Regions from separate parts of the Homo sapiens genome. Here region 1 is linked to region 2. Evidence: read pairs that join two places in POLR2A ChIA-PET (ENCODE). Cell type or tissue: CD4-positive, alpha-beta T cell. All regions are shown on one strand. Each heading gives the region's core, and the rest is flanking DNA. Links, peaks and the distances in the headings are about the cores only.

Evidence for each region. Peaks named below come from ENCODE experiments on the same cell type or tissue, not always from the same donor. Only the 100,000 strongest peaks of a DNase experiment are listed, where the experiment ranks them.
Region 1: POLR2A ChIA-PET joins it to region 2 with 5 read pairs; 13 of 35 experiments call an interaction of 5 or more read pairs at or near these places.

The regions. Positions count from the first base shown.
Region 1 is chr19:16,343,457-16,358,275 of GRCh38, forward strand. EPS15L1 (epidermal growth factor receptor pathway substrate 15 like 1) reads right to left here. Exons shown (of 24, transcript NM_001258374.3): 24 at 11,791-12,395. The coding sequence ends at 12,249. Among named protein-coding and RNA genes, the nearest start is that of KLF2, 26 kb to the left of the region's middle. In CD4-positive, alpha-beta T cell, for the core only: no CTCF peak of the experiment used is centred there; a DNase peak (open chromatin) is centred at 7,755; H3K27ac peaks cover 321 bases.
Region 2 is chr19:16,260,244-16,275,062 of GRCh38, forward strand. No RefSeq gene overlaps it. Among named protein-coding and RNA genes, the nearest start is that of KLF2-DT, 57 kb to the right of the region's middle. RefSeq lists an enhancer at 93-172 and a silencer at 14,231-14,431. In CD4-positive, alpha-beta T cell, for the core only: no CTCF peak of the experiment used is centred there; a DNase peak (open chromatin) is centred at 6,518; H3K4me3 peaks cover 306 bases; H3K27ac peaks cover 594 bases.

The DNA.
Region 1 (14,819 bases), core at 5,557-9,556, 84 kb after region 2:
TAAAGTGGAGCTGGATGCAGTGGCATGCACCTGTAGGCCCAGTTACTCCAGAGGCCGAGGCGGGAGGATTGCTTGAGCCTAGGAGTTTGAATCCAGCCCGGGCAACATAGTGACAACCTGTCTCTAAAAAAATAAAAAAAGAATAAAAATTTCTATAAATTAAAAATAAATTTAGGCCAGGAATGGTGGCTCACACCTGTAACCCCAACACTTTGGGAGGATCCCTTGAGCTCAGGAGTTTGTGACCAGCCTGCACAAAGTAGTGAGACTCTATCTCTAGAAAACATACAAAAATTAGCCAGGCGTGGTGCTGCATGCCTATAGCCCCGGCTATTCAGAAGGCTGAAATGGGAGGATCACTTGAGCCCGGGGTGCGAAGGCTGCAGTGAGCCGAGATCGCACCACTGCACTCCAGCCTGGGCAACAGAGTGAGACCCTGTCTCAATAAATAAACACATACATAAAATAAAATAAATGAATAATTTTTTTTTTCCTGAGACAGAGTTTTGCTTTTTCAGCCAGCTGGAGTGCAGTGGTGCGATCTCGGCTCACTGCAAGCTCCGCCTCCTGGGTTCACACCATTCTCCTCAGCCTCCCAAGTAGCTGGGACTACAGGTGCCCGCCACCACACCCGGCTAATTTTTTGTATTTTTAGTAGAGATGGGGTTTCACCGTGTTAGCCAGGATGGTCTTGATCTCCTGACCTCATGATCCACCTGCCTCGGCCTCCCAAAGTGCTGGGATTACAGGTGTGAGCCACCACACCCGGCTGAATAAATTTTTAAATGGTTAAAATGGTAAGTTTCATGTTTTTTATCATAATTAATATTTTTTTTTTTTGAGACAGAGTCTTGCTCTGTCACCCAGGCTGGAGTGCAGTGGCACAATCTTTGCTCACTGCAACCTGCACCTCCCAGGTTCAAGCGATTTTCGTTCCTCAGCTCCCAAGCAGTTGGGATTACAGGTGTGTGCCACCACACCCCACTAATTCTTGTATTTTTAGTAGAGACGGGGTTTCTCCAGATTGGCCAGGCTGGTCTCAAACTTCTGGCCTCAAGTGATTCTCCTGCCTAGGCCACCCAAAGTGCTAGGATTACAGGTGTGAGCCACTGAGCTTGGCCATAATTAAAAATTTTTAATTAAAAAAAAAAAAATCCAGCCGGGCGCGGTGGCTCACGCCTGTAATACCAGCACTTTGGGAGGCCAAGGCGGGTGGATCATGAGGTCAGGAGATCGAGACCATCCTGGCTAACATGGTGAAACCCCGTCTCTACTAAAAATACAAAAAATTAGCCAGGCATGGTGGCGGGCACCTGTAGTCCCAGCTACTCAGGAGGCTGAGGCAGGAGAATGGCGTGAACCTGGGAGGCGGAGGGAGCTTGCAGTAAGCCGAGATCACGCCACTGCACTCCAGCCTGGGCAACAGAGTGAGACTCCATCTCAAACAAAACAAAACAAAACAAAAAAACCACTACTACTGTTTCTACTACTTTACTTGAACATCTAGAATATGCCCTGAGGGATAGCTGTTATACCTCCATTTTTTTTTTTCTAGACGGAGTCTCAGTCTGTCTTGACCAGGCTGGAGTGCAGTGGTGTGATCTCAGCTCACTGTAGCCTCCGCCTCCCAGGTTCAGCAATTCTCCCACCTCAGCCTCCTGAGTAATTGGGATTACAGTCACCCGCCACCACATCCAGCTAATTTTTGTATTTTTAGTAGAGACAGGGTTTCACCATGTTGGCCAGCCTGGTCTTGAACTCCTGACCTCAGGTGATCCACCTGCCTCGGCCTCCCACGGTACTGGGATTACAGGCATGAGCCACTGTGCCCGGCCAATGACCTCTATTTTATAGATGAAGAAAAATGGGGACTCCAAGTAGTGATTTGAGCAACCCAAGGTCACACTCTCCAGGGGTGAAGCTGTCTTCACACCAACTCTGACTTAAGGCTGTGCCTTTTCCAAGATGTTTGTTGCCCCTCCATGGCTTCAACATCTTCTCTGGTCTACCTCAGGGGAAGAGAAGCCACAGGTATCTTGCTCCAGGATCTAGAACCGGAAAATAAACCAGGGTTCTGGTCCACCATATTGTTCTCTTAGAACTAGGATCCTCATTTCCTTTAAAAAGTGTGTTTACAGTTGAACAATTGCTACATCTTGTCTTGAGTCTTTTTTTGGCTCTCGTAGTGGAAATTCTGCCCTTTGTCCTTAGTACAAAGAAATAATGTTCATCACAGACCAGGATCTCAAAGTCCTTGTTTCTGGCCTCAGAAAGCGTTCTCTCTCCCAAGTGAAGGTTAATATAGGAATAACAATGGAAAGTCACAGAATTGCTCGTTTATTAAACTAGTGTTTCTTGCAATGGTGTTTTAAAAGTTTATAAGAGATATATTATTGATATATAACATATTGATATAATTACACATTGTTGATATATTTTTGAGACATTATATTAGGGGAGTTTTTTGTTGTTTTTAGAGTTGGGGTCTTGCTCTGTCGCCCAGGCTGGAGAGCAGTGGTGCCATCGTAGCTCACCTCAGCCTCGAACTCCTGGCCTCAAGTGATCCTTCTGCCTCAGCCTCCCAAAGTGCTGGGATTACAGGCATGAACCATTGTGCCCGGCCTGTACATTAGTGTTATTTGAACTAGGATTTCCCCCTTAACTATGAAATTAAGGTTATCAAGAGTGAGCAAAATATTTTAAATAAAGATGAGGCTCATAAGATAATGTTTATTCAATTTTTCTTTTTTTATTATCTGAGATCCTAAAATATGTGTCTTTTTGGAGACTTGAATAATCATCTTAAGGGCTTTTAGAGCTAGAAAGGTCTTCACTGGGCCGGGCGCAGCGGCTCACACCTGTAATCCCAGCACTTTGGGAGGCCAAGGCAGGCAGATCACTTGAGACCAGCCTGAGACCAGCCTGAGAGCAGTTTGAGACCAGCCTGGCCAACATGGTGAAACCCCGTCTCTACCAAAAATACAAAAATTAGCCGGGCATGGTGGTGGGTGCTTGTAATCCCAGCTACTCAGGAGGCTGAGGCAGGAGAATCACTTGAACCCGGGAGGCAGAGGTTGCAGTGAGCCAAGACTGTGCCACTGGGTGACAGAGTGACACTCTGTCTCAAAAAAAAAAAAAGGAAAAAAGAAAGGTCTTCACTGGTTGTCTGGTCCAACCTCCTTGGCCAAATAAGAAAACTGAGGTGCACTGAGGTTAGGTCCAAGGTCATGAATAGAGAGCACCCCTGCACGTCAGTCAGAAAGGAAATCAGGCTGGGCACAGAGGCCACGCCTGTAATCCCAGCACTTTGGGAGGCTGAGTCAGGAGGATTGCTTGAGGTCAGGAGTTCCAGACCAGCATGGGCAACATAGAGAGACCTCATCTCTATGAATAATTTTTTTTTTTTTGAGGCAGTCTCACCCTGTTGCCCAGGCTGGAGTGCAGTGGTGCGATATCGGCTCACTGCAACCTTTGCCTCCTGATTCAAGCGATTCTCCTGCCTCAGCCTCCCAAGTAGCTGGGACTACAGGCACCCGCCACCATGCCCAGCTCATTTTTTTGTATTTTCAGTAGAGACCGGGTTTCACCGTGTTGGTCAGGCTGGTCTTGAACTCCTGACCTCACATGATTCACCCGCCTCGGCTTCCCAAAATGCTGGGATTACAGGTGTAAGCCACCATGCCTGGCCAATTTTTAAAAAGTAGCTGGGCATGGTGGCACATGCCTGTGGTTCCAGTTACTCAGGAGGCTGAGGTAGGAGGATGGCCTGAGCCCAGGAGGTCGAGGCTGCAGTGAGCTATGATCACACCACTGCACTCCAGCCTGGGCAACAGAGCAAGATCCTATCCCCAAAACAAAACAAAACCAGGAAGCAAATCAAGGAGTGATATTTAAAGACCCACTCGGCTGGGCGCAGTGGCTCTTGCCTGCAATCCCAGCACTTTGTGAGGCTGAGGTGGGCAGATCACCTGAGGTCAGGTGTTCGAGACCAGCCTGGCCAACATGGTGAAACCCCATCTTCACTAAAAATAAACAAAATTAGCCCGGCGTGGTGGTGGGTGCCTATAATTTCAGCTACTCGGGGAGCTGAGGCAGAATTGCTTGAACCTGGGAGGTGGAGGTTGCAGGGAGCTGAGATCACACCATTGCACCCCAGCCTAGGCACCAAGAGCATAACTGTCTCAAAATAATAATAATAATAATAATAATAATGATAATAATAATAATATAATAAAAATAAAGACCACTCAACGTAAACACGACTCTACCCAGGCAAGCCCACATCACGTCATCTCTTTGGAATAAGCTTGCGATAACCATCATATTTCCATTTCCTTTTATATTTTTCCAAAAACAGCTCATGATACAATTTGTACAGGTCCTAGTAACTTTGGGGAAAATTTTGGAAAAAAAAAAGTAGCATGTTTCAAAGGAACTTGATCTGATAAGAGGCAGAAATATTGACTCCATTATTTCAAGAGGCAGTTTCTTTGTTTCCCAGACGCTTCCTGACAGTTTTAAAAATAGCCTTCCACAACTGTTCCAGGATGAGAATGTCCTTTTACATAAAATGGGCTTTGAAGATGTGATTTCATTTACTCAGAGGAGGCTGTAGATCATTCGTCATCCTTTTCCAAAACATGGCTTGGACCGGGCAATGTGGGCCCTTGAATTCCAGTTGAACACCAGTCCAAACTGGGTTGTTGGATGCGGAGAAGATAAAGGGTACCCACAAAGAGGACACGGCTCGTTACAATCTGGGAGACAAAACGCAATGGGGTTGCAGTCAAAAGTTGCCTCTTGCGACCAGGTGTGGTGGCTCACGCCTGTAATCCCAGCACTTCGGGAGGCTGAGGCAGGTGGATCACCTGAGGTCAGGAGTTCGAGACCAGCCTGGGCAATATGGCAAAACTCCATCTCTACCAAAAAATACAGAAATTACCCGGGCATGGTGGTATGTGCCTGTAGTTCCAGCTCAAGAGGCTAAGGCAGGAGAATCGCTTGTACCCAGGATGTGAAGGCTGCAGTGAGCTGAGATCATGCCACTGCACTCCAGGCTGGCTGACAGAGCGAGACTCTGCCTCTAAAAGAAAAAAAAAAAAAGTTGCCTCTTTCGGATGGGTGTGTCGGCTCACCCCTGTCATCCCAGCACTTTGGGAGGCTGAGGCTGGAGGATTGCTTTAGGCCAGGAGTTTGAGACCAGCCTGGGCAACATAGCGAGACCCCATCTCTACAAAAAAAAAATTTAATTACCTGGGCATGGTGGTGCACACCTGTAGTCCCAGCTACTTGGGAGGCTGAGGTGGGAGGATCACTTGAGCCCAGGAGGTTGAGGATGCAGTGAACTATGATCGCAACCACCGCACTTCAGCCTGGGTGACAGAGTAAGGCCCTTTCTCTAAAAATAAAGAAACAAAAATAAAATGAAAGTTGCCTCTTGTCTGCTGTATTGGAGGTTTCTGTATCTGCTGATTCAACCAACCCTAGATCGAAACTACTTGAAAAGGGGCCGGGGGCGGTGGCTCACGCTTGTAATCCCAGCACTTTGGGAGGCCAAGGCGGGTGGATCACCTGAGGTTGGGAGTTCGAGACCAGCCTGGCCAACACAGTGAAACCCCGTCTCTACTAAAAGTATAAAAATTAGCCAGGCATGGTGGCGGGTGCCTGTAATCCCAGCTACTTGGGAGGCCAAGGCAGGAGAATCACTTGAACCCAGGAGGCAGAGGTTACAGTGAGCGGAGATTGCGCCACTGCACTCCAGCCTGGGTGACAAGAGAGAGACTCTGTCTCAAAAAAAAAAAAAAGAGGCAGGGCGCGGTGGCTCACGCCTCTAATCCCAGCACTTTGGGAGGCCAAGGCAGGCAGATCACGAGGTCAGGAGATCGAGACCATCTTGGCCAACATGGTGAAACCCCATCTCTACTAAAATACAAAAAATTAGCCGGGCATGGTGGCAGGTGCCTGTAATCCCAGCTATTTGGGAGGCTGAGGCAGGGGAATCGCTTGAACCCAGGAGGTGGAGGTTGCAGTGAGCTGAGATCGCGCCACTGCACTCCAGCCTGGAGACAGAGCAAGGCTCCATCTCAAAAAAAAAAAAAAAAAAAAAGAGAGAGAGAGAGAGAAAGAAACCATTTGAAAAAAAACAATCAAAAGTTGCCTCTTATGTGAAAGATCTGATGGCTAGGAGGGGTCATTGTTCATTTTCTCAGACGTGACCTTGGCATCGAGTATACGTTAGCATGTCAGTCGCCACACGTCTCAGTGACGTGCGCTTCAGGGCACGTGGGCGAAATGGCATCCTGACTCCAACTTGCTCTAAAGTGCTTCTCCAGAGCAAAGGAAGACAGCCATGCGGCAAAGGTGGAAAATCTGGATGACAGTTGACGCTGGGTGGGGGTGTTTACTGTCCTTTTCTCTTCAACTATTATGTTTGGAAATTTTCATCATACATTTGTTCCAATTGGATACTCTATTCTTCAGGAAAGGGCGTGAGTGTCCTTTGCCGTGGAAGAGACTGCCAATGGGAGAGGGGATGGATTTGTGGATTTGATGTTGATTATTTACACAGCAGGGGAGTGTGTGTGTGTGTGTGTGTGTGTGTAGCAGGGAAGGAAGGAAACAGGATTTGAGACTGGCTTCTAACTTTTTAAAGGGTCTGAGGACCTCTTTAAAAATCAGATGGAGGCTGGGCACAGTGGCTCACACCTGTCATCAGCAGCACTTTGGGAGGCCGAAGCGGGAGGGTCACTTGGGGCCAGGAGTTGGAGATCAGCCTGGCCAACATAGTGAGACCCTGTTTCTATAAAAATAAAAATAAAATAAAAATTAAAAAAAATTAGCCAGGGCCGGGCACGGTGGCTCATGCCTGTAATCCCAGCACTTTGGGAGGCTGAGGTGGGCAGATCAAGAGGTCAGTAGATCGAGACCATCCTGGCTAACACGGTGAAACCCCGTCTCTACTAAAAATACAAAAAAATTTGCTGGGCGTGGTGGCGGGCGCCTGTAGTCCCAGCTACTCAGGAGGCTGAGGCAGGAGAATGGCGTGAACCCGGGAGGCGGAGCTTGCAGTGAGCCGAGATCGTGCCACTGCCCTCCAGACTGGGTGACAGAGCGAGACTCCGTCTCAAAAAAAAAAAAAAAAAAAAAAAAAAAAAAAATTAGCCGGATGTGGTCAGCTACTCAGGAGGCTGAGGCAGGAGGATCACTTGAGCCCAGGAGTTCAAGGCTGCAGTGGGCTATGATTGCGCCATGCACTCCAGCCTGGGTGAGAGAGCGAGACCCCCATCTCTTAAAAAAGGGGAAAAAAAAAGATAAAAAGTTATGAACACTGCAAACCCACATACAATAAAAAACAAACCAGGGCTGGGTGCGGTGGCTCATGCCTGTAATCCCAGCACTTTGGGAGTCTGAAGCAGGCGAATCACGAGGTCAAGAGATCGAGACCATCCTAGCCAACATGGTGAAACCTCATCTCTAATAAAAATACAAAAATTAGCCAGGCATGGCGGCGTGTGCCTGTAGTCCCAGCTACTTGGGAGGCTGAGGCAGGAGAATCACTTGAACCCAGGAGGTAGAGGTTGCAGTGAGCTGAGATCACGCCACTGCACTCCAGCCTGGTGACAAAGCAAGACTCCGATTCAAAAAAAAAAAAAAAAAAAAAAGAACAAAAACAAAAAACCAGCAAATGTGCATTCAGGGGTTCACTGCTTTCCCTAAAAACGTCCCCTCCCCTGGGTAAGAGCTCCTAATTCAATACATGGTTTTCCATTTCTAAGATATCAAGAGCCATCACCTGCCTCTTCTGGGTACGGTGAATATGCAAATAAGCAGAAGACAACAAGAAACTAGAAACCCTGAAGTTTTCTAAGAAACCCTCAATTCTTTTCTCAAATCAGCAAAACGAGCCTCCGCCCCTGGCTGGCTTCGGAGCTCTGGGCAAATGACTGCAGGGAATGAGTCTCAGTTTTCCCTCAGGAAAATGGGCTAACATCCACCCTCTTCATTTACAAGGTTGCTTTGAGTTTCCAACAAGATAATGGAAGCTGAATCGCTGTGAAAATTGTGAAGTCCCAAACCAAATGGTGCCAAAGCTGTGACTACCCTGGAGAGAGGTGACTCAGCGCCTTCTCCAAAGGGATCTATCACGGCAGAAGCACATGGCTTGGGACCTTCAGATTCACTCTGGGGTTTTCCTGCAGGAGGAAGGAAGTATTGGGAATTGCCTCCGGCCATGACCACTTTCAGGAAGCTGCTCGTTTTTGCAGAGAAGATTAGGGGCATCTCAGAGGTTACAAAGCCCACGAGGCCCCACCAGGCCCCAATCCACAAAGCAGGCCCATTCCATGGGCACCAAGAAGACGTCCCCTCCCAACACCCTCATCTCCAGGACTGCAGGGACCCCTCGAGGGTCTGTAACCTGGAAAAGGGGGATTACCAAAGGTTTGGAATCTTTACATTCGCCCAAATCCACCATAAACTTCAGTTTATGGTTTATAGATGACCCTTGAACAACACAGGTTTGAACTGGGTGGGTTCAGTCATATGTGGATTTTCTTTGTTTTGAGCCCGAGTCTCACTCTTGTTGCCCAGGCTGGAGTGCAGTGGTGCGATCTCAGCCCACTGCAACCTCCGCCTCCCGGGTTCAAGTGACTCTCCTGCCTCAGCCTCCCTAATAGCTAGGATTACAGGCATCTGCCACGACACCCAGCTAATTTTTGTATTTTTAGTAGAGACGGGGTTTTACCATGTTGGCCAGGCTGGTCTCGAACTCCTGACCTCAGGTGATCCACTCGCCTCAGCCTCCTGAAGTGCTGGAATTACAGGCATGAGCCACTGTGCCCTGCCTGTATGTGGATTTTCTTCCACCTCTGCCACCCCAAGACCAACCCTTCCTCCTCCTCCTCCTCGGGTTACTCAATGGGAAGATGATGAGGAAGAAGACCTTTATGATGATCCACTTCCACTTAATGGATGGCCAATATTTTTTCTCTTCCTTTTCCTGAGGATTTTCTTTTTTTGTTTTTGGAGATGGAGTCTCGCTCTGTTGCCCAGGCTAGACTGCAGTGGCACGATCTTGGCTCACTGCAACCTCTGCCTCCCAGGTTCAAGCGATCCTCCTTGTCTCAGCCTCCTGAGTAGCTGGGATTACAGGTGCCTGTCACCACGCCTGGCTAATTTTTTGTATTTTTAGTAGAGATGGGGTTTCACCACATTGGCCAGGCTGGTCTCGAATTCCTGGCCTCAAGTTATCCTCCCACCTCGGCCTCCCAAAGTGCTGGGATTACAGGCATGAGCCACTGCTCCTGGCCTTTTTTTTTTTTTTTTTTTTTTTTTTGAGACAGAGTCTTGCTCTGTCACCAGGTTGGAGTGCAGTGGCACGATCTCGGCTCATTGCAACTTCTGCCTCCCGGGTTCAAGCCACTCTCCTGCCTCAGCCTCCCGAGTAGCTGGGATTACAGGTGCCCACTACCATGCCCAGCTAATTTTTGTATTTTTAGTAGAGACGGGGTTTCACTGTGTTGGCCAGGATGGTCTCAATCTCCTGACCTCTTGATCCACCTGCCTTGGCCTCCCAAAGTGCTGGGATTACAGGCGTTAGCCACCACGCCCGGCCCTGTATTTTCAATCTCATGAATTACTGCCCTGAGACGAGTCTATGTAACAAAATATCTGAGGCTGAAAAACTGCTTTTTAAAAATAAATCTACCTGAGGCCAGGAGTTTGAGACTAGCCTGGCCAACATGGCAAAACCCCATCTCTACTAAAAATACAAAAAATTAGCCAGGCATGTTGCCTAATGCCTGTAATTCCAGCTACTTGGGAGGCTGAGACAGGAGAATTGCTTGAACTTGGGAGGTGGAGGCTGCAGCGAGCTGAGATCACACCATTGTACTCCAGCTTGGGTGACAAGAGTGAAACTCTGTCCCAAAATAAAATAAAATAATAAATAAAAATAAATCTATGTCCAGTGGATCCAGGTCAACACCAGCCTTCTAAGTCATGTTGATGACATGGATCTTTGATGTGATTTGATGTCAATACACTTCATCTCTGTGGTCTTCCTCCCCCAAGTCCAGCTCCACATCTAGTCACGGGAAAAACATCAGACAAATCCCAGTGGAGGGACATTCTACAAAGCACCTGACCAGTTCTCCTTGTAACTGTCATCAAAAACACACAACGTTTGAGAAACTCACACAGCCCAGAGAATTCTTTTTTTTTTCCTTGAGACAAGAGTCTCACTCTGTCGCCCAGGCTGGAGTGCAGCGGTGTGATCTCGGCTCACTGCAACCTCTGCCCCCCGGGTTCCAGCGATTCTCCTGCCTCAGCCTCCTGAGTAGCTGGGATTACAAGCGCCTGCCACTGCGCCCGGCTAATTTTTCTATTTTTAGTAGAGACGGGGTTCCACCCAGCCCAGAGAATTCTAACGAGATGTAAGGTCTGAATGTCATGGGGGATCCTGGGACAGAAAAAGGACATTAGGGGGAAAAACGAATTTTTTTTTTTTGACAGGGTCTTACTCTGTGGCCCAGACTGGAGTGCAGAGGTGCGATCTTGGCCCACCACAACCTCCACCTCCCAGGTTCAAGCGATTCTCCTGCGTCAGTCTCCCGAGTAGCTGGGATTACAGGCATGCTCCACTACCACCCGGCTATTTTTTGTGTATTTTTAGTAGAGACGGGGTTTCACCATGTTGGCCAGGCTGGTCTTGAACTCCTGACCTCAAATGATCCACCTGCCTCGGCCTCCCAAATGGCTGGGATTACAGGTGTGAGCCACCGTGCCCTACCTGCATTTTTTTTTTTAGACGGTGTCTTTCTTGTCGCCTGGGCCAGAGTGCAATGGCATGATATTGGCTCACTGCAACTCCACCTCCTGAGTTTCAAGTGATTCTCCTGCCTCAGCCTCTCGAGTAGCTGGGATTACAAGTGCGCACCACCACGCGCGGCTAATTTTTGTGTTGTTTTTTTTTAGTAGAGACAGGGTTTCACTATGTTGGCCAGGCTGGTCCCCAACTCCTGACCTCAAGTGATCCCCCCCACCTCGGCCTCCCAAAGTGCTGGAATTACAGGCATGAGCCACCGCACTCAGCCAAAAAAACAGAGCAATTCTGAATAAAGTAAGGACTCTAGTTAATAATAATGAATCCGTATTGGTTCATTAATTGGGATGTAAGTAATGTGTAATGTAAGATGTTAAAAATAAGGTAAACTCTCTAAGGGGCTTATGGGAACCCTTCGTATTTTCTTTGCGATCTTTCTGCAAATTTAAAACTGGCCAGGCACAGTGGCACATGTCTGTAATCCCAGCCCTTTGGGAGGCTGAAGTGGGAGGATCACTTGAGCCCGGGGAAGTGGAGGTTGCAGTGAGCTGAGATCACACCACTGCACTCCACCCTGGGTGACAGAGCTCAGACCCTGTTTCAAAAAAAAATTTTTTTTAAGGATAAATTGTCTAAGGGGCTTATGGGAACTCTTTGTATCTTTGTGATTTTTCTGCAGGTTTAAAACTGTCCTAAAAAATAAAGTTGGTTAAAACATAAAAATGGGCAGGGCTTGGTGGCTCACGCCTGTAATCCCAGCACTTTGGGATGCTGAGACAGGAGAATTGTGTGAGTCAAGGAGTTTGAGACCAGCCTGGGCAACATGGCAAGATCTCATCTCTTAAAAAAAAATTTTTTTTAAAAGTAAAAACTTAAGATTTAAAGAGCAATGTTCCACCTGGTTGATCTGCTTCCTGATACCCATGCAGGGAAAACAATGTTTACAGAGATTAAAGAAGCTTCTCTTGTTTTGTATTAAAATATTTTATATTAATCATTCAAACTTCATTTTATACAACGAGTGCATACACCACTGGGGGAGTGTCTGACTGATGCGTGGGAGGGCGGGTGGGGATGTCTGCAGCTATGAGTAGGGAGGAGGCGGGGAAGCCCTGGGTGCTTCCTCTCCTCGACTGACCGCTGTGTGTTCGTCCCCAGAGGAAGAGCGGGAGGCAGTCAGCCCCGGGGGGGATGGCACAGTGGAGAGACGGACCTGCAGAAGTGGTGGCCAAGGCCTCTGTAAGGGCTTCCCCAGGAGATGTGACCTTTCCAGGTCTTGCAGCCGAGTCTGCTCACCCTGAACAAGCCCCCGAGTCCCGGTCCTTGGAGTACGGTGGCGACGGTGTGTGTGTGTATATATAGACATCTGCACTGCCCCCTCTCTGGAACCCGCCCGTGCCCTGTCCCGCCTACACACGGCCCTCGCCTAGGCGGCAGGCATGTCAGCCTTGCTGAGCGCGATGGCCAGTTCCAGGTCCTCCTGCTCCTGCCGCCGCAGCCGCGCCAGCCTCTCCTGTTCCGCCTTCTCGCTCTCCCGCTTGGCCCACGCCAGCTGCTGCTCCTCATTGCCAAACTGCAAAGGAAAAACGGAGAGTGGGTGATGTGGCCCTGGGGCTGGGACCTGCAAGCTGGAGGGAGGCAGGGAATGCGTGGGAGGGGTCAGGGTCCTGCCCACCGCCCAGCGGAGGGTCCGATGTGCAGGGGATAAGCATGTCTTGGCTGGGCCCAGTGGGCGTGCGAGCCTGTCTCAGGCCCCCCATCTGGAAAGCAGAGTGGACGGGATGCATGTGATTGAGTGTGACCTTAACCATGACCTCTGGGCCTCAAAGAAACCAGCCACCCCGCCCCACGCAGAGAAGTGAGGATGGGCCCTTGACGCTGGTGGCCAAGAGGTGCAAAGATGGGGAACTTCCAGCGTGCATGGCTCTAAAGCCCCACGGCGCAGACAATTCTGCACTCTGGGAATGTGGTATTTCTACCTCCAGCCATGCTCCAGAGAGCTCTGAGACCCTCTGAGGGTCATTTTCTTTTTCTTTTTCTTTTTTTTTTTTTGAGATGGAGTCTCGCTCTGTCGCCAGGCTGGAGTGCAATGGCGCGATCTCGGCTCATTGCAACATTCACCTCCCAGGTTCAAGGGATTCTCTTGCCTCAGCCCCCTGAGTAGCTGGGATTACAGGCATGCGCTACCATGCCCAGCTAATTTTTGTATGTTTCGTAGAGACGGGGTTTCACCATGTTGGTCAGGCTGGTCTTGAACTCCTGACCTTGTGATCCACCCGCCTCAGCCTCCCAAAGTGCTGGGATTACAGGCGTGAGCCACCGCACCCGGCTCTGAGGGTCAATTTCTCCCAGAACACTGACAAAAGGTGTGGCACTTACACTGCCATTTAGTCAAGTTTTTATCCGTGGGGTGTTTTTCTAAAATGTTCAGTTAAAATAAAAACTTAAAAAAGGGAGAAAACCATCTTGATGCTGAGATAGGTGATTTCAAACAACTCAAAGTACTTTAGTCATGAAAAGAAAAGCCACATCCCACAAGCTCCTCCCCCAGGGTGGGTCCCAATGTCCCAGACTTCCCTGAGAGGTCACTGGCATCATCGGCCCCCTCAGGAAAGCTGCTGCTGCTTAGGGATTCAAAGGATTCCCTTATTAATGTCTCTCTGCGATGCACTGCCTCTGACCAGCTCTCTGCTCAACACTGGAGTAACACCAAAGATAACATGCGCAGTGGCTCTTCCCCAGGCACCCTTGGGAGCAGAAATATACAAACAATCCCAGAACGATCCAGGACCCAAGGACCCAGGCTCTCGAGGAGGGCCCTGCAGACTAACCCAGGAAGGTGGGGGAAAGAAGCACACAGGAACACTCACGGCCTCTCCACCACACGCAGCACTAGGTCTGCGTGACAACCTGGGGGTGGGCCCGCTGTCATCTCATCCCTCTGACAGCTGGGGACACTGAGGCCAGGGAAGGGGTGGCTCACACTCTAGACTTTTTCCCCCCCAGGCCTGTGGGGAGCAGGATACTAGGTGAAACTGACAGGGAGGATGCGTCCCTGCGAGGTTCTGGGTGTGAGGCTCAGTGCCCGACCTTGGGGTAGCCAGGATGAAGCGTGGGGTGGGATAAGCCAGACTGAGGAGGGGCTCGTGGGCCCCAGGAAGGAGCTGGGATTTCCCCGTGGAGGCTCCTTGGGCGAGCGAGTTGGGTGATCAGATTGGCAGCGTCTGGATATTTCACGGCTTGATGGTGGCATGAGCGGGAAGCAGGAGAGAGGAGGGCCAGATGGCAGGGCTGGGGGGACTGGGCAAGGTGCAGGAGCAGATAAATGCAAGGAACCTGGTTGGGAGGCAGATGTGGCAGTGAGGGGGATGCGGGGCCCTGGAGGCCTCCCTCTAGCTGGCCTCAGGACCCAGATGGGGGACAGGCGGAGTGTCAGTATCAAGAAAAGATGTCCCTGGGAGGAAGGGCTGAGTCTTGACTTCTTAAAGAGGCACTGCCCAGCTAAACACTTGGGGGTCTGATGAGTCTCCAGGTCGGACTCCCTCCCCGCCATTGTGTCACTGCCAGGGGCACAGATAAGCATCCCCCCCGCCCCAGTTTGGGGAATTTTCCAACACCTCATGGGGAGAAAAACAAGGAAAAACCAACAAGTGCAGGTGGAAATTATTCCATGGTGCTGCTGACAACAGTGGGAGGGAGACAGTGCAGCTGACGGGGACCTCACCCTCCACCAGCCTTGAGGACAGGGTGGGTGGGAGCTGACAGTAATGTTCGCCTGGATCCAAATCAAAGCCTGGAACGACCAAGTAACCGGCCTGCTGGGTCTGAACCACAGCCCTCTGGCCGCCTTTGGCCCCACTGAGCCCCCGTGTCACAGTGTCACTGAAGCGCCTTCCCTTGACGGGTCTGTGTTTCCAAATGAAAGGTGTCAGCAGGAAAGTTCCTGGTGCCTTCAGAGTCGACCGGTTCAAGGCCAGCTCACGAATCCACTGTGGAG
Region 2 (14,819 bases), core at 4,283-8,282:
GTCCTTCTCTGGATCTCAGTCTCCCCACTGGCCACAGAAAAGTCTCAGCAGTGGCAGAGGCTCCTGCCTGACCATTCTGACCATCCCAGAATGGAAAGGGAAATCACCTCCCTCATTCTGGAGCCTATACCTCTAATAATATAACCCATGGGCCTAGCAGCTTGCTGGGCAGCTATGTCACAGGCAATGGGCCCCTTCAGGTGTCCCTGAAGTCCTCATCCCTGCCCACCTTTCTTTAAGATCTGGTGGGGACTGGGGGTCAAGATGTCTTCTAGTTCATGCCACACAACCACTTGGCTCAGTTTGCTGCCAGGGAGGCACTGGACTGGCATCTCTTTCCTGACGACATGCTCACTGCCAGCCGGGGCAGCCTAGTGTGTGGCTTAGTGAAAGTGGGTGCCTCCTTCAGAGTGGCTCAGTCCCCACCCTGCCCTGCTCTGCCATCCAGCCACCTGGGACTGCTGACAGAGACCTAAGTCAGTCCTTCTCTAGGTTAAATGCCCTAAAGCCTCCAGGGCCTTCTCCCAGGACACCACTTAGAAGTGTGTATACACATACACACACACACACCATGGTGGTCTTCCCCAAACCTGCCACTATCCATCTATCCCCATTTTGAAGTGGCAGGGCCCCCTGCCTGACAGCATTGACCAGCCCAGAATGGAGAGGGAAATCACCTTCCCCATTCTGGAGTCTATACCTCCAGTAATGCAACCCATGGGCTCAGCGGCTTGCTGGACACCTATGTCATAGGCAATGGGCCCGTTCACGTAACCATTCGTCAATTCCAAATATTGAGCCCCACAAGGGAGCTTTGATGAAGGTGGTGGGGATGGGGATGTCTTGTTTCTTTTTCTCTCTCTTTTCTTTTTTGGTAGAGATGGGATCTTGCTATGTACCCAGGCTGGACTTGAACTCCCCCTGGCCTCAAGCAATCCTCCTGCCTCGACCTCCCAAAATGCTAGGATTACAGGCATGAGCCACCAAGCCCAGCCGGAGTGTCCTGTTTCTTGAGCTGGCTGCTGGTTACCTGGGCATAGTCCCTTTATGAGAAGTTACAGAACTGTGTACCTAGGATTTGGGTACTTTAATGTCTGTATGTTTTCCTTGAATAAAATATTTTAAAAGAAGAAAAGGAAAGAAAGCAGTTTGATGTCTCGGACTGAGAATGAAAGCTAAGTAGATAATAACTAGGTGAGGTTTGAGGGCATGGATGGATTCGGGAAGGGCACTGCAGGCAAGAGGCACGGCGCGGCTAAGGCCTGGTGTCCTGAGGCAGCCTTGGTGTTTGAGGGACCTGGCAGAGGCCCGTGTGGCTGGGTGGGGGCAGGGACCAGCCATGCAGACCCTCAAAAGCCACAGCAGGGTGCATGGATGTTACCCCGAGACAGGTGCCAAGCCGAGAAGTTTAAGTGGAGGCTGATGATTAAGTGGAATGGACATGTGGAAGGGCGGTTGAAGCCATGAGCAAGGGCATTTATGATTGAGTGGTAAAGGGTTGCTCAGCCCATCTGCCAGAGGGGAATACTGAGGCCCGGTGAATCCAGGCTGCTTGGCTACAAGTAGGAGGTGGAGGGGCAATGTGAGCCTGGCCCAGCTCGCCCAAGGGCCACTTTCTCCCAGCTGCACCCACTTGGAGAGTGGTCACAACCTCTGTGCCCAAGAATCAGCCAGATCTCCCAAGTTTGAGTCTCACTCTGAGCTCACTGGCCTCAGTGTCCTCACCTGTCAAACGGGGGCCTGGGAGGGTGAGTCTCATCTTCGACCCCTCTGCAGGCAGCCCAGCGACTCTTTACCACGGATTTCACTGCGATTCCAGCCAAGAGTGCCTGGGCAGTGGAGGGGGCATTTCATAACCCGAGCACTGCAGAGGTGGCTTTTCTGAGAAGCCCGGCCCCAAGGAGGAAACTCTCTGATCTTCGAATGCCGTGGGGGTGGGGGTGGCACCCTCAGCTTGCACCAGGAAAAACTCTGGGGGAAGGGGAGAAGGTAGGAGTTCTAAAAAGAAATAACTCAGTAATGCAAATTCAGCCGCATTGGGGGAAATGGAAGAAGTAAAAAGGCACTGATGAGAAGGGACTCGTGCCACACGCAGGGCAGGGGGTTCGGGGACACCATCTGGGCAGATCACCACCCAGGCACCCTTGCCACAGCTCCTGGCCTTACCTCGAGCCTTTATCCGGGCTGCACCTTGACCTGGGGTCTCCTTCCCCTAAACCTCCCCATAGGGAATCTTTCTCTTCTCTGACCCCTAAAGGCGACCTCATACCCTTTCACCAGTCACACCCAGTTACACTGTGTCCCCCAGCTCCTGGCCATCACTAAGCCACCTTCTGTCTCTACAGATTTGCCTGTTCCAGACACTTCAGGCCCCTCAGTATCACCCCCACTGTGGTCTTGTCTTCAACTGTGGTCTCTCCAGAGTCACCTTGGTTTTCTGCCTTTTGCTCGTCCATCCCCACCGCTACCCGTGGGAGGGCAGGACCCAGCTGGCTTTCTCCCTGCTTCTCCATCCATCCTACTTCTGACTCCCCAGCCTGGAGCCTGGCACCGAAAGGCGCTCAGTAAATATTTGCTGGCTGAATACACGGGGTCAGGCCCACCTTATCTTTAGCAGGGAGTGTTATCAGCTTGGCTCGGGACCAAACTCCAGCTCAGCTTGGGCCATCCCTCCTACAAGCCCCAGTTCTTCTCAGCTAAACAACAGGTCTGGGGGGTGACACTTCTCGCCAGGGGTCCCCAAAGATAACCCACAGCACATAGAAAGCCAGGCACACCTGGCATGGCGCAGTGGCTCACGCCTGTAATCCCAGCACTTTGGGAGGACGGGGCAGGAAGATCACTTGAGCTCAGGAGTTTGAGACCAGCCTGACCAACATGGTGAAACCCTATCTCTACTAAAAATACAGAAATTAGCTAGGCGTGGTGAAAGGTGCCTGTAATTCCAGCTACTCAGGAGGCTGAGGCAGGAAGATCGCTTGAACCCGGGAGGCAGAGTTTGCAGTGAGCTGAGATTGCGCCACTGCACCCCAGCCTGAGTGACAGAGCGAGACTGTCTCAAAAAAAAAAAAAAAAAAAAAAAAGGCCAGGCACACCGGAGATACCCAGCCACTGTCATTTCCCCCAGGGGTGTCCCCTTGCTGATCCCTGGATGGGGCTCTGTCTTCCTCCCCCACCAGGCAAAGAGAGGATAAAAGTGACCAGTGAGGCTCTGAAGGTGCTGGGTTCTCTCCCCCACCTCCAGCTCTTTCTAAGAAGCCAATGGTGATAACATTCCCCCAAAACAGGAACCAGCGAGGGGCACCCTGTGTTGCAGAAACCTCCCGCAGAAGCTGCCCACCCAGCCCCCGACCCCACGGCCGGCTTCAGGGCCCGCTGGGCACAGCCTGGAAAGATTTTTATGTAAAAGTGGTCGATGCAAATCCAGAAACCTGGGGACCATGAAAAGATCCACTTCCCCTTTAACCCACTCTGGCCTGAGTTGCTGCCACCTGGGCACGGCTGCTGGACATAGGCCTCCCTGACCCCCGCTCCCGTTTGCCAAGCCGGCTTCCAGCACCCACAGCGCTTAGGACTTGCTCTGCGCACCGGAGGCCCCAAATCCTGGTTGCTGGGCTAGAGGAACAGGGAGCAGGAACGGCTCATGTAGACCCCCAAACCCCCTGCCCTGAAGCAGGAATGATCCCAGCAGCTAGATCTGACTTTTTTTTTTTTTTTTTAAGACGGAGTCTTGCTCTGTCGCCAGACTGGAGTGCAGTGGCATGATCTCGGCTCACTGCAACCTCCGCCTCCCAGGCTCAAGAGACTCTCCTGCCTCAGCCTTCCAAGTAGCTGGCATTATAGGTGCCCCCCCACTTCGCCCGGCTAATTTTTATATTTTTAGTAGGGATGGGATTTCACCACATTGGCCAGGCTGGTCTTGAACTCCTGGCCTCAAGTGATCTGCCTGCCTCAGACTCCCAAAGTGCTGGGATTACAGGTGTGAGCCACCGTGCCTGGCTGCTAGCTCTGACTTTTAAAAAAAAATTGAGATAAAATTCACACAACATAAATTCACCATTTTATTTTGATTTTTTTCAGACAGGATTTTACTCTGTCACCCAGGCTGGAGTGCAGCAGGTTCATCATGGCTCAGTACAGACTTGACCTCCTGTGCTCCAGTGATCCTCCCACCTCAGCCTCCCGAGTAGCTAGCTGGGACTACAGGCATGCACCACCACACCCAGCTAACTTTTACATTTTTTGTAGAGACGGGGTCACACTGTTGCCCAGGCTGGTCTTGAACTCCTGGGCTCAAGCGATCCTCCTGCCTCGGCTTCCCAAAGTGTTGGGAATACAGACGTGAGCCACTGCACCTGGGTTGAATTTTTAAATTTTTATTTTATTTATTTATTTATTTTGAGACGGAATTTCACTCTCCTTACCCAGGCTGGAGTGCAATGGTGTGATCTCGGCTCAGGGCAGCCTCTGCCTCCCAGGTTTAGGTGATTCTCCTGTCTTAGCCTCCTGAGTAGCTGGGATTACAGGCGCCTGCCACCACGCCCAGATAATTTTCTTATTTTTAGTAGAGATGGGGTTTCACCATGTTGGCCAGGCTGGTCTCGAACTCCTCACCTCAGGCAATGCACTATCTTTGGCCTCCCAAAGTGCTGGGATTACAGGCATGAGCCACCACGCCCGGCCAACTTTTTAAAAAATTGAAATAAAATTCACACAACACAAAATTCACCATTTGCTTTAAAGTATATGATTCAGTGGGTTTGGGGCACACTCATGAGGTTGTACAACCATCACCTATACCTAATTTCAGAACATTTTATCCCCTCAAAGGGAAACCCCGTCTCCAACTGAGTTGGCCACCTCAGAAGTGACTGAGAAGCAGTCACTTATCCCCCTCCCCAGAACCCTGACAACCACAAATCTGCTTTCTGTCTTTGGATTCGCCTGTTTTGGACAGCCATGAAGTGGGCAAAATAACATTGAGTGAAATCTTTGTGATGGAGAAAAATAGGTCATGACATGGTAGGTGGGACCCGGAGGGTCATTTTAGCCGAGAAGGTCAAGGAGGTTCTCTCTGAGGAGGTGACATTTAAGCTGAGACCAGCAGGAGATAAAGGAGTGGCTGAAGGGAACAGCATTTGCAGCAGAGGGAACAGACAGTGCCAAGACCCTGAGGCAGGACCATGCCTGGTGTGATCATGGAACTGTGGGGAGGCTGGTGTGTTGGGGAGGCTGGTGTGCAGGAGGAGATGGGGTCACAGGGTGGCCGGGGCCAGACCACAGAGCCTTGAGGGCCTCAGTGAGAGGTTTGTGTTTTGTCTTGTTTTGTTGTTTGTCTGTCTCTGAGATGGAGTCTGGCTCTGTCACCCAGGCTGGAGTGCAGTGGTGCAATCTCAGCTCACTGTAACCTCCACCTCCCGGGTTCAAGCAATTCTCCTGCCTCAGCCTCCTGAATAGCTGGGATTACAGGTGCGAGCCACCATGCCTGGCTAATTTTTGTATTTTTAGTAAAGATAAGGCTTCACCATGTTGGCCAGGCTAGTCTCGAACTCCCAGCCTCAAGTCATCCGCCCACCTCGTCCTCCCAAAGTGCTGGGATTACAGGTGTGAGCCACTGTGCCCGGCCAGGTTTGGGTTTTATTTCAAACCTGGGACAGGGCTCCGTTCTCCACCACTGCTCTAAAAATATTTATTGAAAGAAGAGGGACATACCACAGAGTCAGCCCTACCTTTGGTGCTTCAGGCCTTCAAATGGAGACCCCAGGGTGCAAGGAATTCAGGTCTTTGCAGACCTTCCTGTGGAAGATGGAACAGTGTGAAACTGCATGGAACAGCATGGATGCATTTGGGAACTGCGTGGAGGCTCTGTCTCCTGTAAGGCAGAACTGAGTTGGCCGCCCCAGGGACTGAGTCCCTGGCCACCTCCTGCCAGCCACAAAGACCGTGCTGCCCACGACGTGCTGTTGCTTCATGGTGACTTGACTGTGATACAAAGAGGCCACCAACCTGGACAGGGAAACCTGAGCTTTCTGCAAGCTCCCCAGTAACTCCAGGCCTGACAGGGGCTCACTTCAATACCCCCAGCCCCCGTCTATGAAATAAAGGGTGTTTAGGATCCATCTGGCAACGGACACCCACTCGCCCAGGCCAGACCTAGGGAGGGGCACAGGGACCAACGAGGCCTCAGTTTCCCTATCTGTGAAATGGACAGAAAAAGCCCCGCGGCGCATCATAACAACCCACCAGGTCTATTGTCCAGCCCTGGGGGCCCCCACATCCCTCTGAGCAGCTTTGGGGTCCCCAATTTCCTTCCCCCAAGCACACACGCACTGTCCTCTGCCCCTGACCGCAGCCGGGTCCTGATACTGTTTTGTTCTCACCCTGCTCTCCTGACCTGGTGCCACCAGTTTGGTGTCTTAAAAAACCACAACTTAGGGTGCTGTTATCTGCTATCAGTGGCGGGACGCGGTGGTTTCGGGGCCCCTCCGTGCACTTCTCAGAAGAGCCAGCCATGTCATCGCAGGGTGCTTGGCACAAAGCAGCTTGTTTATCAGGCCCCCTCATCGCGATCCCTGCTGATAAGGGCCTTCAAGGCGCCCGACAACTTGTTTACGGGCCTTGTTTTCAGAGATTCTCCATTTGATGTATCCCGGTCTTGCAGCCCAGGGGTCAGGGCATTGGGGAGGGGGGAAGCAGGGCTGGGTCGAGGGGCTTCTGGGAAGACTTCCTGGAGGAAGGGATGCTGGAAGGGAGCGAGGGAGGGTTAGTTGCAGAAGATGGGGTAGGCATTGCAGGTGGAAGAACCTGCATGGGCAGAGGTTTGGAGATAAGAACCTTGTGACAGGCTGGGGGCAGGGGCTCATGCCTATAATCCCAGCACTTTGGGAGGCTGAGGTGGGAGGATCGCTTGAGTCCAGAAGTTCAAGACCAGCCTGGCCAACATGGCGAAACCCCATCTCTACAAAGAAAAAAAAAAAATTAGCCAGGCAGGGTGCGTGCCTATAGTCTCAGCTACTTGGGAGGCTGAGGTGGGAGAATTGTTTGCACTTGACCTTGAGAGGTGGAGGTTACAGTGAGCCAGGATCACACCACTGCACTCCAGCCTGGGTGACAGAGCCAGACCCTGTCTCAAAAAAGTAAAAAAAAAAAAAAAAAAAAAAGAGCTTCTGGCAAAGTCAGGTTAATTAATGAGCTGGGGCTTATCTGAAGAGCAATAGGGATTTGGCAGGGTTTAAGCTGGGGAGTGGGGAGGTTAAGAGCCAGGGTGAAGTTTGAATCCTGGTTCTACTCCCAGCTTCAGTTTTCTCATCTGTGAAATGGGGATGGTGTGAGGATTCAGTGACACCATTCAGGAGGGGACGCTGGGGAGAAGCCACAAGCAGGTTGGATGGGAGGAGGAGGGCCTGGCAATGCCAGGGAATGCGTAGAGCCAGAAAGCTGATTAGTAGTTGCTTAAGGCTGGGGGCTGGGATGGGAACAGGATGGAGGTTGATAGCTAAAGGGGAAGGGGTTTCCTTTTGAGGTGATTAAAATGTTCTCAAACAGGCCGGGCACGGTGGCTCACACCTGTAATCCCAGCACTTTGGGAGGCCGAGGCAGGTGGATCACTTGAGGCCAGGAGTTCGAGACCAGCCTGGCCAACATGGCTAAACCATGTCTCTACTAAAATTACAAAAATTAGCTGGACATGGTGGCACATGCCTGTAATCCCAGCTACTTGGGAGGCTGAGGCAGGAGGATTGCTTGAACCTGGGAGGCAGAGGCTGCAGTGGGCCAAGATTGCACCAATGCACTCCAGCCTGGGCGACAGAGAGAGACACCATGCCAAAAATAAATAAATAAATAAATAATAAAATAAAATGTTCCCAAATGGAGTGGTGATGGTTGCAGAACTCTGTGAATACCCTAAAACCCATTGAATTGGAATCTTTGTTATTATTATTATTATTATTATTTTGAGACAGGGTCTCACTTTGTCACCCAGGCTGTAGTGCAGTGGTGCAATCTCAGTTCACCGCAGTCTCAACCTTCCAGGCTCAAGCAATCCTCCCACCTCAGCCTCCTGAGTAGCTGGGACTACAGGGGTGCACCACCATGTCTGGCTAATTTTCTTGCTTGCTTGCTTGCTTGCTTTTTTTTTTTTTTTTTTATAGAGATGGGGTCTCACTGTGTTGCCCAGGCTGGTCTTGAACTCCTGGCCTCAAGGGATCCTCCCGCCTCAACCTCCCAAAGTGCTGGGATTACAGGCATGAGCCACCACGCCCGGCTGAGCTGGACACTTTAAATGAGTGAATTGTGTGGTCGATGCATTATATCTCAACAAAACTGTTAAAAAACAAAACAGACAAAAGAAGATCAAGAAGGCCTTTTTCACTTTAGCACCGGGAAACCCAGGAGGCAGCTCTGAACCTCTGGATAGAAGGCATTTTGGGCAGCGGCTGAAGGAGGTAGGTACTGAGCTCCTTGTCACCTAAGCCATGACCAGGTGAGCTCCTGCTGGGAGCCGCAACCACCCAGCTGCTCCTCCGCTTCTCCCAGCAGGAAAGGTGCCAGGGGCTGCCCCTCAGATGTGGCAACAGGAGCTGGGCCCCCCACCCGCCCACACTGGGGTTTCTGCGCCTTTGCTACCTGTCTACCTGCTAAGCCACTTCCTCCGCCCACCCACCAGCCCGTCTGCCTGGCGCCTGGCTTCCCCGGCTCCCTCGTCCGCCTTGCCTGCATCCCCCTACCCACCTGGCTTCCTCGTGAGCTGCCCATGTAGGCAGGACTGGGAGAGGACCCTCCTCCAAAAGCCAGGATCGGAGCCCAGCTTAGCCATTGACTCTCTGGAGCTCCTTCAAGAAGTGAGCCTTAGTTTATCCGCCTGAGCAATGGGACTAAAAATATCAACCTCGCAGGATGGCTGCGAGGCTCAGGGCCTTTGCACTGTCCATCCCCCCCCCCTGCTGGGGGCACCTTCTAGAATCTTCCTGGAGGTTGCCACTGGCCTCTCTCTCCTCCTGGGAAAAACCCTCCCTGACTCCCCCAGCTAAATGCACCAATGGGCCCTCTTTTCCCCTCGCCTCAATTCATTTTTTGCCCTGGAACCTCAGTACCTAGAGCTTTATTTATTTGTTTATTATTTTTATTTTTATTATTATTTTTTGAGACAGTCTTACTCTGTTGCCCAGGCTGAAATGCAGTGGCGTGATCTCGGCTCACTGCAATCTCTGCCTCCCGGGTTCAAGTGATTCTCCTGCCTCAGGAGAATCCCAAGTGGCTGGGATTACAGGCGCCCGCCACCACGCCCAGCTAATTCTTGTATTTTTAGTAGAGACGAGGTTTCACCATGTTGGCTAGCCTGGTCTTGAACTCCTGACCTCAGGTGATCCACATGCCTCGGCCTCCCAAAGTCCTGGGATTACAGGCGTGAGCCACCATGTCCAGCCAATAAGCAGTCCCAGAGCTCTATTGATGACTGTTTGCCAGTCTACTGCTTGCATCTAACCTGAGAGCTACATGAGGACAGAGACTGTGCCTGTCTCAGGGGCACAGGAGTGGCTCAGGGACTGTTTTGTTTTGTTTTGTTTTGTTTTGAGACAGAGTTTCGCTCTTATTGCCCAGGCTGGAGTGCAATGGCGTAACTCGGCTCACTGCCACCTCCCTGTCTAAGGTTCAAGCGATTCTGCTGCCTCAGCCTCCCGAGTAGCTGGGATTATAGGCACCCACCACCACGCCCAGCTAATTTTGTATATTTAGTAGAGACGGGGTTTCTCCATGTTGGTCAGGCTGTTCTCGAACTCCCGACCTCAGGTGATCTGCCCGCCTTGGCCTCCCAAAGTGCTGGGATTACAGGCGTGAGCCACTGCACCCAGCTGGGACAATTTGTTCAATAGTGAGCAAAGTGTGTCTGGGGAATTGTGTGCCAGGTTCAGAGGGAGAGCTGGGAGCAGCAGCACACACCTGTAGTCCCAGCTACTCGGGAGGCCAAGGCAAGAAGATCGCTTGAGGCTGAGAGTTTGAATCCAGCCTGGGCAGCATAGGGAGACCTCATCTCTTTTTTTTTTTTTTTTTTTTTTTTTTTTTGAGACAGAGTCCTGCTCTGTCCCCCAAGCTGGAGTGCACAATCTCAGCTCACTGCAACCTCCACCTCTCAGGTTCAAGCGATTCTCCTGCCTCAGCCTCCCAAGTAGCTGGGATTGCAGGCATACGCTACCATGCCTGGGCAATTTTTGTATTTTTAGTAGAGACGGGGTTTCACCATGTTGGTCAGGCTGGTCTCGAACTCCTGACCTCAAATTATCCACCCACCTCAGCCTCCCAAAGTGCTGGGATTACAGGAGTGAGCCACCGCGCCCAGCCAAGACCACATCTCTTAAAAAACAAAGGCCTAGGCCAGGTGCAGTGGTGCATGCCTGCAATCCCAGCACTTTGGGAGGCCCAGGCAGGAGGATCGCTTGAGTTCTGGAGTTCCAGACCAGCCTGTGCAACATGGCAAAAACCCCTCTCTACAAAAAATACAAAAATTAGCTGGACGTGGTGGTGTGTGCCTATAGTCCCAGCTACTCAGTAGGCTGAGGCAGGAGGATCACTTGAGCCTGAGAGCTTGAATCTGGCCTGGGCAGCAGAGTGAGACCCCATCTCTTAAAAAAAGAAAAAAAAGGCCTGGTGCAGTGGTACAAGATCACATCTGTAATCTCACCACTTTAGAAGGCCAGGAGCTTGAGACCAGCTTGGGCAACATAGAAAGACCTCGTCTCTACAAAACATAAAAAGAAATTAGCCAGGCGTGGTGGCGCGTGCCTGTAGTCCCAGCTACTTGGGAGGCTGAGATGTGAGGATCGTTTGAGCCTAGGAAGTTGAGGCTGCAGTGAGCCGTGATTGGGCTGCTGCACTCCAACCCAGGCAGTGTAGAGATCCTATCTCAAAACAAAACAAAAACAAAAAAGGAAAGATTGCATGTGGTCTTATAGCAAAGCTGACAAGAAAACGTTCAGGAAGAGAAGGAAAATTTCTTGTGAGCTTTCAAAATACACCCTGAAACCTCAAATAAATTCTCTGCTTGGGGAGAGATCTAGACACCTCCCACTTTCCTTTCTTTTTTTTTTTTTTTTTTTTTGAGATGGAGTCTCACCCAGTCTCACTCCAGTCGTGCCCAGTCTCACTCCAGTCTCACCCAGGCTGGAGTACTGGAGACTGGAGTGTAGTGGTGCGATCTCGGCTCACCACAACCTCCACCTCACTGGTTCAAGCGATTCTCCTGCCTCAGCCTCCCCAGTAGCTAGGACTACAGGCGCATACCGCCATGCTGGGCTAATTTTTGTATTTTTAGTAGAGACAGGGTTTCACTATGTTGGTCAGGCTTGTCTCGAACTCCTGACCTTGTGATCTGCCCGCCTTGGCCTCCCAAAGTGCTGGGATTACAGGTGTGAGCCACCGTGCCCGGCTATTTTTTTTTTTTTTTTGAGACAACGTCTCGCTCTGTCACCCGGGCTGGATTGCAGTGGCACGATCTCGGCTCACTGCAACTTCCACCTCCGGGTTCAAGCGATTCTTGTGTCTCAGCCTCCTGAGTAGCTGGGATTATAGGTAGCTGCCACCACGTCTGGCTGATTTTTTTATTTTTAGTAGAGACAGGGTTTCGTCATGCTGGCCAGGCTGGTCTCGAACTCCTGACCTCAGGTGATCTGCCCACCTCAGCCTCTCAAACTGCTGGGATGACAGGCGTGAACCACCATGCTGGCCCTTCATTCCTTTTTAAGGCTGAATAATATTCCCTTGCACGGATGGGCCATGTTTTGCTGGTCCATTCACCCTTTAATAGACATCTGCATTGCTCCCACTTTTTGGCTATTGTGAATAATGCTGCTATGAATATTCATGTCCAGGGATTTATTTGAACACCTGTTTCCACTCTTCTGGGGATATACCTAGGAGTGGAATTGCTGGGCCATATTTATGGCAATTCTGTGTTTAACTTTTTTTTTTTTTTGAGACAAGGTCTCACTCTATTGCCCAGGCTGAAGTGCAGTGGCTCAATCACAGCTCACCATGGCCTCAACCTCCTGGGTTCAGCTGATCCTACTCCCTCAGCCTCCCAAGTAGCTGGGAATACAGGTGCATCACCTCGCCTGGCTAATTTTTTTATGCTTTTCATAGAGACAGGGTTTCACCATGTTGCCCATGCTGGTCTCGAACTCCTAAGCTCAAGCAATCCTCCTGCCTCAACCTCCTGAAGTGCTAGGATTACAGGTGTGAGCCACTGCACCCAGCCTGTGTTTAACTTTTTGAGGACCTACCAGGCTTCAACGACAGCATCATTTGACATTCCCACCAGCAATGGCTCAGTAGTTTTGAACCCTTATGGCTTTCAACTAACTAGGACCCAAGTTCAAATCTTGGCTTAACCACTGTGACCACTGGATCCTTTTCTTTCCCATCATGCATCTTGCTTTTCCTGGTAGCAACACCCAATTCTGCCTCTAGGAACCCACCTGTCTCAGCATGGCCAGCGGGGCTATCAATCCTAGAGGTTCACACTCAATGGGCTGGGGGCAAATTTGGGGAACCAAGAGGTGACTCCCCTACCTAGGAAAATTCACAAGAACAAGGCAGGTCTAATTGAGATTCACATAGGGGGAGGAGAGAGAAGGCGGCCTTGGCAGCTGCTAGGGCCTCCTGAGCCAGCAAGATTTTAAATATGTTTTTGCACAAAAATAGACGGATAGACCTTCAAACAAGAAGAAAAAAGAACCTGTGTTTAGAGCTGCGAGCTGAGTGTTTAGGCAGCTGACAGCATTTAGCCTGGAACGAACTATCCAATGCAAGTGTGTGGTTAGGGTCGTGTTCAAAAATACGGCTTCGAAGCAGCAAACCCGGGGCTGGGCCACTCGCCCTGTAATTCTTTTTCCAAATAAAAGGCAGAACTATTCCTGGCTCGGCTTGGGGACTTCTGCGGCTGCCGGGGCTCCAAGGAGGCCAGCCTGGAATGTCAAGCATGGCTCTCGCCCCGCCAGGCTCAGGCCTATGCTGCTTGGGAGCCTGTCATTGTATGACTTTTTAATTAAAACGTGATTCCCACAGGGCCCTGTCCGAGCCCAGGACTCCTTCACAGGAGGCCCCTGGGCTTGTGGCAAAGCGCTGGGACTTGTGATGTTTGGTAGCATGAGCCAATTTGGAGCTATTTGTGGAGTGGATTTAAAAAAAACAACAACAAACCAAACAAACATCACTTGATGTTTGCCAAATATAGCATTTTGCATTTCTATAAGCAAAGCCCTAATTTTTTTTTTTTTTTTGAGACGGAGTCTCTCTATTGTCACCCAGGCTGGAGTGCAACGGCGCAATCTCAGCTCACTGCAACCTCCGCCTCCCAAGTTCAAGCGATTCTCCTGCCCCAGCCTCCCAAGTAGCTGGGATTACAGGCGCCCACCACCACTCCTGGCTAATTTTTTGTATTTTTAGTAGAGACAGGGTTTCACCATGTTGGTCGGGCTGGTCTCGAACTCCTGACCTCAGGTGATCCACCCGCCTCGGCCTTCCAAAGTGCTGAGATTACAGGCACTGTGGGCCACCATGCCCAGCCTGATTTTTTTTTTTTTTTAAGAGACAGAGGGAGAGCTCTGTTGCTTAGGCTGGAGTACAGTGGCACGATCATGGCTCACCACAGCCTCCAACTCCTGGGCTTGAGTGATCCTCCTACCTCAGCCTCCTAAGTAGCTGGGACTACAGGCATGCACCACCACATTTGGCTAATTTTATTTTTTATTTTTTGTCGAGATGGGGGTCTTGCTGTGTTTGCCCAGGCTGGTCTCCAACTCCTGACCTCAAGGCATCCTCCTGCCTCAGCCTCCCAAAGTGCTAGGATTACAGGCGTGAGCCACCGCACCCAGCCTAAAGCCTTGATTTTTAAAAAGTAATGTACTTGGCCAGGCGCGGTGGCTCACGCCTGTAATCCCAGCAGTTTGTGAGGCAGAGGTGGGTGGATCACGAGGTCAAGAAGTCAAGACCATCCTTGCCAACAGGGTGAAACCCCACCTCTACTAAAAATACAAAAATCAGCCGGGCGTGGTGGCGCTCGCCTGTAGTCCCAGCTACTCAGGAGGCTGAGGCAGGAGAATCGCTTGAACCTGGGAGGCAGAGGTTGCAGTGAGCCAAGATTTTGCCACTGCACTCCAGCCTGGAGACAGAGTGAGACTCTGTCCCAAAAACAAACAAAAAAAGTAATGTACTTAATCAGATATAGAAAGGAAAGAAGCACTGATCCATTCTACAAGGAGGATGAGCTCGAAAACATAACGCCAAATGAGAGAAGCCAGACACCAAGGCCGCGTAGTGTGAGATTCCATTGATATGAAATGCCCAGAACAGGCAAATCCACAGAGACAGAAAGAGGAAGAAGAGGAAGCATGGTTGCCACCGGCTGTGGGGGAGTGGGGAGTGATTGCTGATGGGGACAAGGCCTGCTTTTGGCAGGGATGAAAGTATTTTGGAATTAGATAGAGGTGGTGGTTACACAATATTCTGAGTGTACTAAATACCTCTGAATTACTCACTTTATTTATTTTTGTTTTTATTTTTATTTTATTTTTTGGGACAGAGTCTTGCTCTTGTCGCCTAGGCTGGAGTGCAATGATGCAGTCTCGGCTCACTGCAACCTCTGCCTCCCAGGTTCAAGTGATTCTCCTGCCTCAGCCTCCCGAGTAGCTGAGATTACAGGCACCCGCCACCACACCCGGCTAATTTTTTGTATTTTTAGTAGAGACAGGGTTTCACCACATTGGCCAGGCTGGTCTCGAACTCCTGACCTCAGGTGATCTGCCTGCCTCGGGGCAGATTCT